Regions from separate parts of the Mus musculus genome. Here region 2 is linked to region 1. The links are chromatin contacts, found by Hi-C or POLR2A ChIA-PET in ENCODE. All regions are on one chromosome and are shown on one strand. The core of a region is the stretch at or near the end of the contact, and the rest is flanking DNA. Distances in the headings are between cores, read along the strand shown. Region 1 has its middle 50 kb from the start of Kcnj5. Region 2 holds the start of Kcnj5 (potassium inwardly-rectifying channel, subfamily J, member 5).

What was found. Hi-C counts contacts between places; a loop is a spot of excess contacts on that map. ChIA-PET counts read pairs that join two places held with the same protein, here RNA polymerase II (POLR2A).
Region 2: a loop to region 1 is called in a map of heart, with 3 times the contacts of the local background. The contact joins the promoter of Kcnj5 here to the enhancer-like site in region 1. A Hi-C loop is called at or near these places in 2 of 37 maps with a recorded cell type or tissue (heart and mouse trophoblast stem cell). POLR2A ChIA-PET finds 5 or more read pairs at or near these places in 2 of 5 experiments (Patski and embryonic stem cell).

The regions. Positions count from the first base shown.
Region 1 is chr9:32,290,188-32,297,754 of GRCm38, forward strand. No RefSeq gene overlaps it. Among named protein-coding and RNA genes, the nearest start is that of Kcnj5, 50 kb to the right of the region's middle. Within about 2 kb of position 2,529, at least 1 of the 3 ENCODE cell types and tissues checked has a DNase peak (open chromatin) inside an H3K27ac peak, as active enhancers do; it is heart, where a contact is called at or near this core.
Region 2 is chr9:32,341,138-32,348,704 of GRCm38, forward strand. Kcnj5 (potassium inwardly-rectifying channel, subfamily J, member 5) reads right to left here and starts at 3,207. Exons shown (of 4, transcript NM_010605.5): 1 at 2,967-3,207; 2 at 1,085-1,387. Gm39317 (a long non-coding RNA gene) reads left to right here and starts at 6,336. Exons shown (of 5, transcript XR_870611.2): 1 at 6,336-7,217; 2 at 7,385-7,553.

The DNA.
Region 1 (7,567 bases), core at 1,279-3,778:
CATTTATCAGAGCTACAGACACATGCTAGAGTCCAACAAGATAGATGGATGAGTTGTTGAATTGAGGGGAGGGCTAAAAATGATGGTCTCTCTGTGTCTTTTGGCCTGAGTTGTGATTCCGTTAGCTTGTGCCTCCTGCCTGTACTGTTCACCCTCTGTGACTTCTGTCTAACTCCTGAGGGACAACAGGAACTCTCAAGGTTCTTTCCTCTCAGTGCCTCTTCATGAAGAGTGGCTTCCTCACACCACTCTGTGGAGGATCCAGGTGCTGTGGGGAAACCTCTGGAAGCATTGAGTCTCACAATCTATGCAGAATGAAATCTTACAATACCGGTGAGATCCCACTGTCCCTGCTAGGGAAAAGATCTGGGAATTCAAGAATGAAGCTCTTCCCGAGAGAGACAACAGGGTGTCAGGGAATGACTAAGCAGTCCTCAAAGTGGAAAATGTCTCCAGGAGCCTGGAGTACAGTGGGTCATAGGAGACACGGACTGAGGGCTGTGACATCCAGGAGAGAAGAGAAGAATGGTGACAGCACCGTGATACAGAACAAGAAAACCTCTGAGGTAGAAATGAGGGAGATGGGGTGCTGAACCGAAGGCCTCCTGTTGTCCCTGGCTCTTTCTGGTCCACACAGATGAGCTTGGTAATGAAATTGTTGTTAGCTGTTGTCCCTGCCAGTGTTTGTGGGTACCCATTAAGTTCCCAGAAGAGGAACAGCCTCATCACCTCCTTGCCAACCAGATGCAGGGTGCTAGCGCTAGACTCCCATTCCAGAGAGACACTGGAAATTGGGGGGATGGCTACCTGGTGCTCTGGTGAGTTGTGTGTGTATCCTGCTGAGCAGAAAGCTCAGAGCTCCCAAGGGAGGGGCATACCTATGTGCCTTGTCTGTCTGTTCTCCAAACCACCCCACCTTTCCTCTTGCCCTGCTTCTCAAGCCCTTGGAGATACCCCTGCTGTATCTCCATGGGAGAATCTTCAGGTGATGCGGGGAATAGGGAGCAAAGTGAGCTGATGGAATCTGCTTCCCTGTGGGACCCTGTGTTCCCCTGCAGAGTCTCCAGGTTCTGGGGGTGGGAGAAGTGCTTCTACATTCAACAGTCTGCATGCCAGGGGCCAAGTCACTTTTTGCCATGCCCCAGAGTCTGTACCACCCCCACAGTTTCCTACCAATCCAGCCCATACTTTCGAAAACAACCCCTTTATCAACTTACCTCTTTACCTGGTGGTTAGAAGCCAGTTTTCAGCAGGGACAACAGCTGATAACAAGGTGATCTTCCCTCAGGATCCTCTGGGAAAGACCATCTTGAGTTGAGTCCCTCTTGAGAATCTGGGCTTTATCATATTGGATGACAATGCTGTCCCTCTAGTTCCCAGCTGTGAGTCTTAGTATCTCTCAGTGTTCTTGAAGCCTCCTTGTGGTTCCCATTTGTAAAGTGAGGTACTGGTGCTGCCTACTCTGTGGTTTCGTTTGTAGGAGGGACAGGTACTCCCTGCTAACAAAAACTTGGCCCAGTGACCCCGAGCTTTGGCTTCTGTTTCCCTCACTACATCCCTTCTAACTTTCTTCTACCACCAGGCAGAGGGAGCAGGCTTCCTGTGGGCGGTGTTCCTCACAGCCTGGTCCTTTGAATGAATGGCTGCTAATCATTAACTCAGCCAGAAGCTGTGCAGCCCACTTTGTGTAGTTGTGAACACAGACGGATCGTTATCTTTTCTAATGTCCCACAGCTAAGACATTCCTGACCCCCAACGTACCGCCCAGCTTCCTCTCCCCAAACTCAGTGCCAATACCTTCTTCAGTGAATTCTAAGATCAAATTCAGATCTTTGTATTTGTACAAAGAGCACATTACTGAGCTATCTTCCAAGCTCCTATTTTTGTTTATAAACTTCTTAAGGGATGGTCCTAACAATAAGACTAAGAGATTCTCTATTGATAGTCTCCTGAAGGCTTAAGCCTTAGATGTTCTCAGGCTCCAGGCATTGATCATGCTTAAGGTAGGGACTGGAAGAGATGCAGAATTCTTGTGATGCTCCAGGTAAACTGTGTTCTGCCAGGCCAGAAAATACAAGTTGTATCCTATTTACCACCTATTTGCCTGGTGCTGGATACTCAGAGAGGACTGTCTTCAGAGCAAGGCAGACAAAGTTCTGACCCTGCATTTCCAGTCTCACAACAACCGGAAGGCATTTGTTTTAAGTTCCTGGGACTGGGTACAACTGTGTTCAAGAGCCCTGATAAACTCTAAGGTAACAGCTGACCCTGCTAAGAATTCTGAGTGTCTGGAAGAACTGAAGAATCTTTGCTAGAGAAATAGCCAGAACTTTAGAAGAGAGAAGGAGGGCTAACAAGAGCTAATCTGTGCAGACCTGGGGGCAGCGGTGTGGAGGGGGGATATGGTAGGGGGCACATATGGGCCAGGGGTTCACTTGGGACAGGCAGTTGCCACCTGCTCTGTATCCTGAGGAGCCAGCTTTTGTTCAGATGGCCTTCCAGGCAGCAATCCCTGACTCCCGGAAGTCATTTCCTGAAGCCAATAATGAAGATGACTCACTTGGAGCCTTGGTGGCTCTAAGGGGAGGGAGGAGGAGAGACACAACACTGGGCTTGTCCATGCCGGAAACAGACGCCAGAGCAGGCCGGGAGGCAGCAGGGAACCAGGAGCCTGCTTCTGCAGTGCTTCTCAGCACTCACACAGCAGGAAGGTGTGCTGGGGGTCCAGGACCACAGGAGTGATGAGCTCTTTGTCTCTACTGTCCTTGGTGCTGATAACCTTGAGAGGCTGCCGCACATCCTGTCCCAGTTTGGTTTCCATGGGAACTGGAGTGGCAGCATGATCACTTTGCTGAGGTGAAAAACCTCAGGATATGTTGAATAGTACCACCAGAGAGGAGACCATCTAAAGGCTGCCCTGCAGGGTACTTCTGCAGAGCCCTTGCACTTCCTTTCAAGTTGCTGGAGTCCATATTTTCTGTCCTCACTTCCATTTAGCCTGGGGGAAGGGACCTATGATATAGGTAGGCTCTCCGTGTTCTCTGAATCTTCACTGTTCACTAGCTATCTTGCTCCTGGTGTGTGATAATTGCTTATTGAGTGAATTCCTGGGTGAGGGCTAGGCTCTGACAAAAGACACACAATTCAATGTGTTCTCAATGCATCTGGTTAGTAGCATCAAGCTCTTCATGTTCCGGCCTCTTGCTGTGTTTGCCATTTTACACAGTGACATCGCAACTCAGTCCTAAACTGCTATAGATGTATTTTATCTTAATTTCTCAAAAAAATGGAAAGGATACATTTGAGAGTAGACATAGCCAGGCTGGGTAACTGACAGCCACTGAACTTTCTATAACTGACCATGCACTGTTGAGCAGAACACTGGACAAACTTGGAATAAGAGTTCTCTACAGTGATACTGAAATGGCAAAGGCACCCCAGGGTCTGGATTCAAATCGTAGCCCTGTTCTTAGGCAGTTGTGAGCACCCACGTGGGTACCAAGCCTGTCTAAATCCAAAGTCCTCCTGAGTAAAGTGAGAGGACTACAGGACTGTCTCAGGGCTGCGCTGTGTGCACTGAGTAAGTCAGCGCCCGAGGAAGGCAAGACCCTCCTGTTCTCCTGTCACCATTCTCGGACTTCATTCATTATGAGGTATATTTCCTCCATCTTTACGTCTGTGAAACTTCAGGTCTTCTTCTTCTATCTTGTTTATACATAGAATAATGTGTGCCCAGCAGACTGTGTTACGGAGCTATTATGGAATCCACCACGTTGCTATTGCTACCCCCAAAGGCCAGCACAATGTCTGGATAGTAACGGTGACTCCATGCCTCTTATAAAGAGCAAGCGCTCCCTGTCCCGTGTAAGAGCCTGTCACTCCTCCAGCTCCATGTCATCTTGGTCATCAGTGAAACCATTGTCCTTGGCACTGATGGAATGGAAGCACAACCTAGCAAGAGACCCTGATGTCAGGCAGGCCATGGTCTTGTTTCCTTGGGTGTTGGGCTAGGTCTGTGATTAGATTTCCTCATTCTTTATCCTCCCAGCTATCAGAATTTTGCCCATGTATTTGTCAAGATTCTCCAGAAAAACAGAATAGGTAGTATACACACACATATATAGAAATTACAGAACTAGCTCAGAATATTCTGGAAGGTAGCAAGTCCAAAACATTTGCAGTAGGCCAGTGACCCTGCAAGGAGCTCATGAGGCCGTTCCAATCAAAAATAGTCTGCTGGAGAAACCTTCTGGTTCAGAATTGGTCAGAACTTTGTTTCCTTTTGTTCAACCCCCTGGCTAGATGAGGCCCACCTACATTAAGGAGAGCAGTGTGTTTTATCCAATGTTCTCTAATTTGAATGCTTGCCTCATCTGACACACACCTTCACAGAGGCCAGGTTCTTTGCATGTCTAATCCCTGACTATGGAGCCCAGCTGTCTATTACCAGAAAAATGCTAGGACAGTTCTTAGCCACATACCTCAGCTCCTTGTCCCAGGCCTCACACATAAAAATAGGCATCACAACATCTTAGGGAATATTCCCAGAGGGGAGATGCCACTTTAGCTAAAGATTAGCCTTGCCTGGGGGAGACTACTCTTGGAATTTACTAACCTACAACTGGTGTCTTCTACTCTCCTCCCCAACAGCTCTACACCACATGCAGCTAAAGGGAAAGAAACAGAGGCCAGCGTTCACAGGACTTACTGGTAGAGAGCCCTGGAAAAACAGTGAATGACAGTTCACATCTAGGTTTATCTGTCTCTGACTCCTGCCTTTGAAGGATAATAAATTACTGATGCTGCCATTGTTCTATCGCTGTATTTAACACTTATGATCACTGTGTTTCAGGCCTTGTCCTAAGGACCTCAGGACAAGGTCCTAATCAGCTCTCTTAATTAACTCCACATCCAAATCATCCCCACCCCCAACTCCCACCAGTGCTGAGGCAGATATGATAAGCAGTTTGGAGGTGTAAAGTTCCCGCAATCAACCTTGCCTGGGCATGGATCCCCAGGAGGGCACCAGACAGGGTTGAGCTTCCCATCCCATCTTCCGGTCTTCTTCCTTGGTATTTTTACTGAGCAGATGGCGAATGCTTCCTCCGGGTGGACACACCTGCTGCTCGTACCTCATCTGTTCCCCATGCCTTCTAATGACTTCTGAGATTAATGCCTGTCTCTGTTGACACAGGTTTGATGAGCAGGGGAGTATGGGAAACAGGGATGCTGGCAACAGCTCAAGCTGTCCCTGGTCTGCCATCCTGTATCCTTGCCTGGCTTTGTGTTGAATCTTCTCAGTTGCCGAGGTTCAGCCCTCTGTTCCAAAAGTTAAGAACTGTGGGTCTTGTTAGCAAGCTGTGTGTCTGCTTCTGAGCATGCTCCAGGACTCCATGCTGATGGGCTTGCAAAGACAGATGACCTGGGCAGATGGTGGTGGACAAAGCTTTCCGTTGATGACTTAGGCCATCGTTTGGTAACAACCCACAGTAGAACACGCCAACCCAACAGAATCATCAGAGTGTTTGGAAAGAATGTTGGTTTGTCATTTTCTTTTGTTATAAAAACTTCACCAAACTAATGCTACATTTACAAGATGAAATTTGGGATAACCTAAATCTGTCTTCCCTGGGATGTGTGCACTCATATTCGGCTCCAGGATAAACTCCCCAAGATAAGTTTGTAATTCTTGCATTAACAAGGTGAGTAGCTTTGCTCTGTCACCACAGGCTCCAAAGAATGGGATCAAGCAACCATGGACTGAAACTTCCCAAACTGTGAGCGAACACAGGCCGCGTCTCTTCACAAGTTGATTTCCTGTGGGTGTTTGTATGGTAACAGAAGACTCACAAGCACACCAGCTGTTCAGACACAAAGCCAGGGAGTCCTGACTCCAACCTCCTGTTCTTTTTATTACCTTTCTCTCCTGCTCATCAGCGGCACCTCTTAACTCTCACCAGACACTGTCTGTCTCCCCTTCGTGAGCTAACACCTTTATCCCCTGATTGAGTGCCCAGTGTCCACACTGTCCTTCCGTATGGCACCTTCTACAGTGGATGAATGGCCTTACTTAAAAGCTGCTGGGAACCCTCTCTCTGCAGATCTGCCTCAGTCACAGAATCTCCAGCATTGCCTCTGGAGATCCAGACCAGACCCATCCTGCATGGCTTCTCTCCTCTTCCTGGTTCACAGCCAAGCCTGTCCTTTCAGTAGCCCATTTCCTCCCTGGCTTTGGAATAAGCTGTTTCTGATATTGCCAGTGATGTGTTTATCAAAAGATAAAGAGATATAAGGAGATATGTTTTGTGTGGGTGTGGGGGAAGAGGGAGTTACGGTGGGCCCATGCCAAGGCATCCCTTCCCCCTGGGGGACCAGCCATGGCCGTGAACACGATGGTACAGTATAGAATAGAGTTTATTCAGGGCATGGGGCAGGGAGTTAAGAGGGTAGTAGAGGCAGAGAAAGGCAGAGAGAGGGAGAAAGTAGAGGAGTAGAAGCCAGCCATGGCCATGAACATGTGGAGAGAGGGGAGAGGGAAGAGCCCAAGAGGGCAAGAGAGAAGCAAGAGGGAAGCAAGAATAAGAGGCAAGAGAGAGAGTCAAAAGAGAGAGGTGGGGGCAAGCAGCCCCTTTTTATAGTGGGCCAGGCCTACCTGGTAGCTGTTAGGTAACTGTGGGGAGGAGCATACCTTGCTGTTGCCAGGCAACTGTGGGGGTGGAGTTTAGACAGAATGCTAACATCCAGAGTTTCTGGTTTCTGTCTTCCATAGTTTTTCGTCTTTCACAGGTCATACCTGCTTCTCTGCAGAGCTCACATGCAGTGGTGTTTCCTTGAAGATCTGGGCAGGAACTTCTAATCCCAGGTTGATCCTGTCTATCATTTATGCCTTCTGGCACACTGTTCAGACTGGACCTCAAAATGCTAACTTGTTGCTAATTGCAGATTGACTTTTCGGGTGTTGTCCCAGCCCCAAAATGGTAATGTCAGCCCTTCTGCTGCCACTACTGTGCCTGAGGGAGGCTTATGTCCTCTTTGAGACTCCCTGTTGGCAGCAACACCCTCAAACCCATACATCTGATCCTTGAAGTCCCCCACATGATAATGCTGGGTGACCTGAGTGACCCCCAGCTCTGGTTGCCAATCTTTTCTACTTGGCTGAAAGGGGCCCAGGGGCTCACACAAGGCAGCTTCTGTCAATCATGAGAGGTTTTGGAAATTCACACTTAGTTTGAAAATTCATGTGACATTTACATTATAGTCTATATTATCACCTTCTGAAAAATAAAGAATTTACGTCACCACAAAACCCTAACAGGAAAGTCAATGCTCCCAGCATTGCCCTGCTGCTGGCTTGGCACCAGCTGTATACCATGAGGCATTACATGAGATGTGCAGTACTGCAGTGGTGCCACCTGTGGCAGATGCCCTAGATGGCCTGGGTTAGGCTTGTTATATTACACAGCTGCAGTGGGCAGGCACATCCATTCCCGGCTGGATTTCTTGTCTGTTTCTGGTTTGTTTGGGGCAGAGTCTTGTTGTATAGACCAGGTTTCTGTTGCATCCACAG
Region 2 (7,567 bases), core at 1,957-4,456, 52 kb after region 1:
CCTCCTTATCAGAAAGTCAAGGTAGGCGGGACCAGATACCCAGGACAGCTACCCAGTCCCTCCCATTGCCTTTCCTCTGTCGGCTTTTAAAATAATCTAAAAGAAACCCACTTCCTAAATTGCTTTGGAAAAAAAATACATTCAGGCAAATTTATTCACATTTCTCCCAGTAATTCTTTGTATCTGAACTCTCATTCTCCTGTCTCTAGAGGGGAAGAAAAGGAAGACAAAGAGATGGGAAAATTTCTCCATGGCTGAGAAGTGTCTTAGTAGTCAGCTGCTGATGGGTCCCCTCAGAAACACTGCCTCTCAGTGACCAGTTAACACATAGTGGAAAGCTTAATCTAAAATGGCTACACTGCGCCACTCATGGATCCCTGCCCCCCGACTCAATTTTGCCCCATTGTCCTCCACCCGCAGTCTAAAATTCTGGTCAGTATTTGCTTGGAAAATACAGGCAAGCTTTAGCTAATGTTCTCTTAAATGGAAAACAACCCTGCCCAGATGACTACATTCGAAAGGCTCCAACAATAATGTATTCTTGGTGCGTGCTAGGTGATCAACTGGATGCTGAGCTGATTTTAAATAGTGTTCAGAAGTGGATGAAGTTTTCAGGCATTTGAACTTCCAGCATACCCTCTGGTGGCTTGGTCCCAGAAGGTATTCAGAGTCCCAGAATCTAAGGAGGGAGTGGGAACCGGAGACCAAGCCCACTGCTATGCAGATGACCACAGTAGCCTTAGAAGGCTCCTGAATTGAATTCATGGATCAGAAACCCAGTCATACACTTGTAAGGTCCCTTACAGAGGAACCTTGCAGCCTGTTCATCATGTACCATAAAGAGCAAGGCCAACAGGATACAGTCACAAGGATACCTTATTATATCCATGGGACCCATGAAAAGAGTGTTCTGAATGTCAGGATACAGAAAGCAGCCTCGGGGGAATATACACTGGGGAATCCTTCTGAGATCTGACTTATACAGAGTAGAAATCTCTGCTTTGGGACAGCTCTGGGCAGAAGGGATGACCAACTCCATCCATCTCCCGCCCTCCCTCCTGCCTTCTCCCCTCCCACAACTGACCTGCTTGCTAGATGGAGCATAGAACACACTCATTTTATGCTTAAAGCAGATGTGCTCTTAAGCAAGAAGTGCTGTTTCAGAGTGCCCGGCCAGCAGTAGGTAGCCATCTTGGAGAGGCGGTGGCAGAGTGGTGGGTGCTTTTGCTGTTGGGCAGCTAGGTGGTCAGCGTGGGGAAGATGGCTGGGTGCTGTTGGAGGATGAAGTTATCTCTGGGATGGCACCTCTTTCAGTGGTGATCTGATGCTGCCATGCTCCCAAGTACACCCTGTTCCCTAGGGCTCCCACTGGAAGCTGAGCCTTCCCCTGTAAGATAAGTATATCGGGGACTTACTCAAAAGTCTCTGATCCCAAGGAGTCTAGCTAAGCCTTTGATGGCACAGCCCAATTTAATCCTTTTATAAATCCCACAGCTCAGCTCACCTGCCAGAGCCTGGGAAACCCTGGGTTGGAACTCAAGACTGCATGCATGTAAAACAGACATGGTGGCTCATGCCTCTAATCCCAGCACTCCAGAGGTGGGCAGGTGTCTATGAAGTCAATCTGGTCTACATAGTGAGTTCTAGGCTAGCCAGGTCTGAATAGTGATAACCTGTGTCTCAAATAACAAAGGAGGTGGAGAGAGACTATTGCTAAGCAAAGGCATGGATCCCAGGAAGGTGGTATACCTTACAGGGTTAGTGTTTGGTAATAAGCTCTGGATTTGAAGCCAGGGGCTGGCAAGGACTGTGAAGATTAGAACCTCCCTTTAGAGCTCAGACATCCGTGTACTTTAGTTCCCTCTAGAAAGCAAGAAAACGTAGTTCTGCCCCACAGGTTAACTCCCAGGACCCCGTTCCAGCTCAACACCCCGGTTCTGTAAATATTAGCTGCTGTCCCCTGCTTCTCCGCAGGGATTCCCATGCTCGGTGGCCCAGGCAGCTTGCTTAGGAGAAAGAATAGCTACACTTTGGAGTCAGATACTGTGGAGACTCTCCCGTTGTAATCTCAGTTACTCACCCTCTCAGAGCTGCCATTTCTGTGCTGTGGGACAGGCTTGCTAGTCTCCGTTTAACTGAGAAGAGTCACAGTGAGCATTTGCATTCCCACTGTTTGCCTGGTGTTTGAAAGGTTCCCCTCGATAGCGCCCCGGGATCTTGGTATGGATGCTGGGCAGGCTAGAGTCTCCACTGCCTTTTGGGAATAGCCCATGAAATTTCGAGAAGCCAACACTGAACACTGCTCCACAGTCCCAGGCTAGAAACCCCCCTCCTAGTGGCCTGCCCTTGCGTTTAAAGGAGGCCCTGGCAGAATCAGGTGCTACAGAGCAGATCTCCAAGGAGAGCCACCATCAGGAAAATGCTATAGCTTGTCTTCCTCCACCTTTTATCTTTAACCCTTCTTTTGAACAATTGCAGAAATGTTTTCAAAAGAAGGAAAGCATACAGGTAGTGACCAATTCTGAGAAGACTGGTACCGCAAAGCAGTTAGATTAGAAAGCAGCTGGGGCAGAGAGTCTACAGTCCAGGGGGTCGCCCTACCCGACCATCTCTGCCCCCACCTGAAGCTGTTTCTGGGAGCAAGGTTCTCTCTATCTCCTCCCAAGGCCTGGCCAAGCAAGCCAAAGATGGAAGGTTTCAGTCCCGCAGGTATCCTGGTCTGGTTCTGGGAGCAGGGCGTTTATGGTCCTGGGGAGGCTGGACTCCTCATCTTGGGGAGGCCGGCAGCTAAGGCCAGCTTCAGTTTGTTGAACTTTGGACCACCGGATCTTGTTCCCATCCTGTCTCAACCCGACAGGCTCCGGTAGGGGAAAGCCTTCTTTTAGAACCACAGGACACCTAGTGAGGGTCCGGTTTGGGGAGTCGCTGGGCTGGGGGAGGGACGCGAGAGAAAGGAGACAACTTACTTGTAGCGCAGAGAGCTTCTCCGAACCCTTGGGGCTAACTTCTGGAGATCCTTCCAAGGCGGTGCAGGTGGCTCTCAGGGCTCTCCAGGGGATTCCCTAGCCTCAGGCATTGCCTACGGACGGGCAGACGCCCCGAGCCACTCTGGTGTCGCAGGTCCAGCTAGCAGAGGCGTCTAAACCTCCCGCCCCTTCACCGGTCTGCCTCGCCCTTCTATCTAGAGAGAACAGCGGGAGGCTCTCTGCTGTCCCTCTCCTCTCCGCCCTCCTCTCTTCTCCCTCCCCATCTCCTCCCGTCCCCCCGCCCCCCCTCCCGGGTTCTCCTCCCTCTGTCCCCCTACAATTGAATCTCTGGATAGAACGCGATTTAAAGGGCCACAGGCAAAGGAGAACCACAAAGAAAGGCAGCAATGGGAGAAATGCTTGCACAATGGGGTATATGGTGGAGATGGGTGGGGGCTGTTGGTATCGGGGGTCACAGTCACTTGGAAGGAGTCCGGTGCCGGACGCAGGGCCAGAGAGAGCGGGCAGCCTCCTCCCTACTCTCCTGCCCACTACTCCCCCTTCGCCACCTCCCTCCAAGACCTCCTTGTTGATGCTCCTGTGCTTCTGGCCACGCTTAAGCGAGGGTCAGAGACCTGCGCCACCAGATGTGTGTGAGAGCTTCCCGTGAATATGTGGGAAAGCTCACGTGTACATGTGTGTGTGTGATCGCCCGCGTGTGTAAGCGCCCCCGCACGTGTGTGAGCGCCCGCGTGCCTGTGTTTAGAGGGTGCGGAGGAGCAGACAGAAGAAACTCTTAGGGCAGAAAATTCAGGCTCAGAGCCTTGCAAGGGGAGGGGGGAACACCTGCTCAGTCATTCTGGGCACTTTGAGGGGGCTGTTGTCCGAACTTCCCTGCCTATCAAGAAGCCAGATGCAGCAGGTGGGGGACATTCCCCTGGAAGTCCGGAGTCACAGTCTAGGGGGGGACCTTAAGCTGTTACTGGGTCTGGCTCTTGAGACTGGGACCTGATTATAACTGAAGGGGAAAGTCTAGAGAAGGGAGAAGGGAAGTGGGTCTTTTGTTGGAGCATTCTGCTTAGGGTAGTCTATAGGTGAGTGGGAATGGCTATTCATTGAAATGGATATGGCCTTCCCTTGAAAGGCAAGTGAGACCTGAACCATCTTCAGGTAAGGGGGCTGGCCTTTCCTCCCACTCTCTACTTTCTTCTCTGTTCCCAAAAGTTCTTCTTGTAAAATATTAAAACTATAATGTCATTTCTGTTGCAACGTCCTATGTACATGTGTTGAAGGAAAAAGCTTTTCAATGATGGCATTAAAAGGCCCCCGGCCCCCGAACCCCCGTGTTTCCTCAAGGTTCCACCCACCTTCCAGTCCGTTGTACATTATTCTGTTTCTACTTCTCTGCATAGATCTCTTGAATGTATTTCATTTTCTGTGTGACAGCCTCCATGTACAGACCACATTGGCTGCTGCTCTGGGGGTCTGAATATCCTTCCTTCTGGGAATCCACTGTTAGTCTCTACCCCAGCCTAGGTCTTTCTCATTGCAGGCACAAACCCCACTCTCCCTCTTTTGTGGACTGTTCTTGGCTTTGAGCATAGAGGACTCTATTCTTCAATGAACCGTAGGAAAGACAGGAATGTCACTCACTGCACAGGGAGGGCTGCTGTCTGGGAGAGCCAGCACGTGGCTGTCTGCTGGTGCCTTCACTAGTCCCAACCTTAACATCTCTCTGTCTGTTACACAGTTTTTGGGGTTCAGCACCCAAAGGAGAGGGTTTATTCGGCTTCTGCCTCCACATTCACAGTCCATCACTGAAGGAAGTCAGGACAGGAGCTCAACATGACCAGAACCTGGACTCAGAAGCTGATGCAGAGGACATGAAAGGTGGTGCTTACCGGCTTGCTCATCATGGCTTGCTCAGTCTGACTTAATATAGAATCCAGGGGTGGGACTACCCACAGTGGGTTGGGCCCTCTGCCATCAGTCACTAACTAAGAAGATGCCCTACGGCCAGAGCTTAGGGAGTCATTCTCAAAGTTGAGGTCTCCTCCTTTCTGAAGACATTAATTAGCTTGTGTAAAGTTGCCATGAAACTAGCCAGCACAGCCATTAGGTGTTGGTTTAACGCTCAGTAGGGGGTCTTTAATTCTTTGGTTTCCTGGTTGTCAGGAGTAGCTGGGCTGTGTTGCTCTGAGAGCCAGCTATGCCCAACATGAAGCTTTTTGCTGAGTCTTGGCTTCGTGTTCCACCGTGTAGCAGCAGTGGCCTTTGGATTGCTACAGAGAGCATGGTGCTCTGTCTGCCTCGTGGTGGAACAAAGTAGAGCAGGAAGGTTCTGCTTCGACAGCATTCTCTCAAGGGTTGGGACCTTGAACCAGAGGCAGAACAATCGACGTCCAGTTTTTAGCCTAGGCCTGGATAATGAGAGGTAGTGGGTGGGATTTTTAGTCTCCACTGTTGTTCAGAAATGTAGGGTGGTCTGGGAGTTTCCAGCCCAAGTCTGCGAGAGAGCACAAATGGCATCTAAGGATAAATGACAAGACTGCTGGATGGCTTAGAACTACTTAGAACTACTTAGAGAGCCTGAAAGGTGCTAAGTGTGTCTTTCATTGTCTGGAAATTAATGAGGGCTACAGAAGGTAGCCGGCTGCTGTGGGTTATCACTGTTAATTAGCATGCAGACACACCTCCTCTGTCCTCTCTCATTTGCTTCTCTTTCTTTCTTTCATGAGCAGGGACTGAATTCCTAGTTAAAAAGTTTCTCTTTAGAATATGACACTTACAGGAAATTATTTTTTCACCTATTTATAGAAATTCCATTTGCATTTATGAGGCTAGTAATGTCTCATAAATATTTCCTGCCAGATAAAATATTAATTAAAAGAATTTGTTGAGTTATACTCTCAAGTCCTAACTAAATCTCTTTTAAGACAAATATTTTAAGTACTGTTTTCTTATGCTAGGAGGATCTCTCATCCATTCCCGTGTTTGTTAATAAGCCCTCCAGGAACAGTAGATATCAATCAATGAGGTTTTCCACGATATCTAATTAATAGTCAGCTGGCAACAATGCAACTTAAAAAAAATACTAAAAAATAGGCGTTGCTGATACAACTGCAGCTACTTACAGTAGTATCTCGTTTACCCTCAAGAATTAGCAACCTGAATTTTTTTCTGTTCTTATGGTTTCTTTATACTAAAATTGCACGCGCGCGCGTGTGCACACACACACAGTGTTCCAATCAGTGAACACTGGCCATGCACACAGCAGTCCCTCCTCACTCACTGTTAGACTTTCTCTAGTTTCAGTTCCCAGGAGGCAGCAGCCGTGGTTGGAATAAGCCAAGTGGGACATTTCAGAAATACTCAATTTATAAGTTTTAAATTGCATGTGATTCTGAGTAGCATAATAAAATGTCACACATCTTGTCCTGCCCTATCAAGGCACAGTGTGTCCACACTGTGTGAGAGACGGACTCACCTGGCATGTACTTGGCAACCAATGCTAATGTCAACCTGTCCCTACCTTATTTAATGATAGCTCCGAGGCAACACTGTAGCAATATAGGCTGCACAGACCCCACAGCCGTAGATTGATTCCTTTCAAGGAAACCGTAAAAGTTCCCAACTTTAGAAGAAAGAACTCTCATTAGCCCAAGGTTGCTACAGTTTCAAGAGTAAAAACAAAACTTCTGTCTGTGGAATTTCAAAGAAGAGGAGAGAAGTCTGCGCTAGCTTTCTTGTGGCATAAAGTGTACTGGTCACGGTGAGGAGACATCCCGTTGTGGTGGATCGGGACACTGTGTACTTGGCTTGGATGGAGAGGCCATGCATTTGTGCGTTTATGTGTAGGGAAAGTGGTAAGTGTTCAGTTATTCACTGGGGGCTGGGTGGGGCAGTGGTTAAGGGCAATCGTTGAGGCATTTCACACTCACCTGCAATGCGTGAGACACTTTGGTAGGTTCCTAAGAGAGGGTAAGAAGCATAATGGGAGCCTTGGATCAAAAACACCGCCTATAAAATTGGGAAGGTCAGCAGGTATCCAGGGAAAGTCAAATTCGCAACGTGGGTTTGAATTCCTCTTGGAGAGTTGGGTGATGGTGTGTAACTGCTAAGAATGCTAATGAAGTCCAGAGAGAGCAATCCAGCAACCAGCTGGGGCTGACTTCTGACTGCTGGCCTATGAAGAGTCTGGAACGGGGATTTTCACAGAAGAGAGTGCACGTGTGAACCAGATATGGCCAGGTGAGCTCCCTGGCGTCCAGGACTAGAAGTGTGTGGTGGCGGGAGGGAGGTGCTACAGGGATTTGGAGAGAGGACTGAAGGTAGAAGATTGTAATGATCTGACTGCCTACTATGCTCTACTCTGTTAGACGCTTCCTGTCAGTAATTGCCTGTCACTTTCTCAACAGCCTCTGAGGAACAGACTCGAAAGGAGAGAGTGCCCTTCCCGTGGGTGCAGTCAGAAACAATGTCTCCCAGCTCTTAGCAGAGCAGGTTTTCTAGAGTCATAGTTCTAATCGTTGTGGACTGACCTGTGTCCCAAACACTCAAGCTGAAAGTCTAGCCCCTGGTACCTTGGTAAGTGGCTGTAT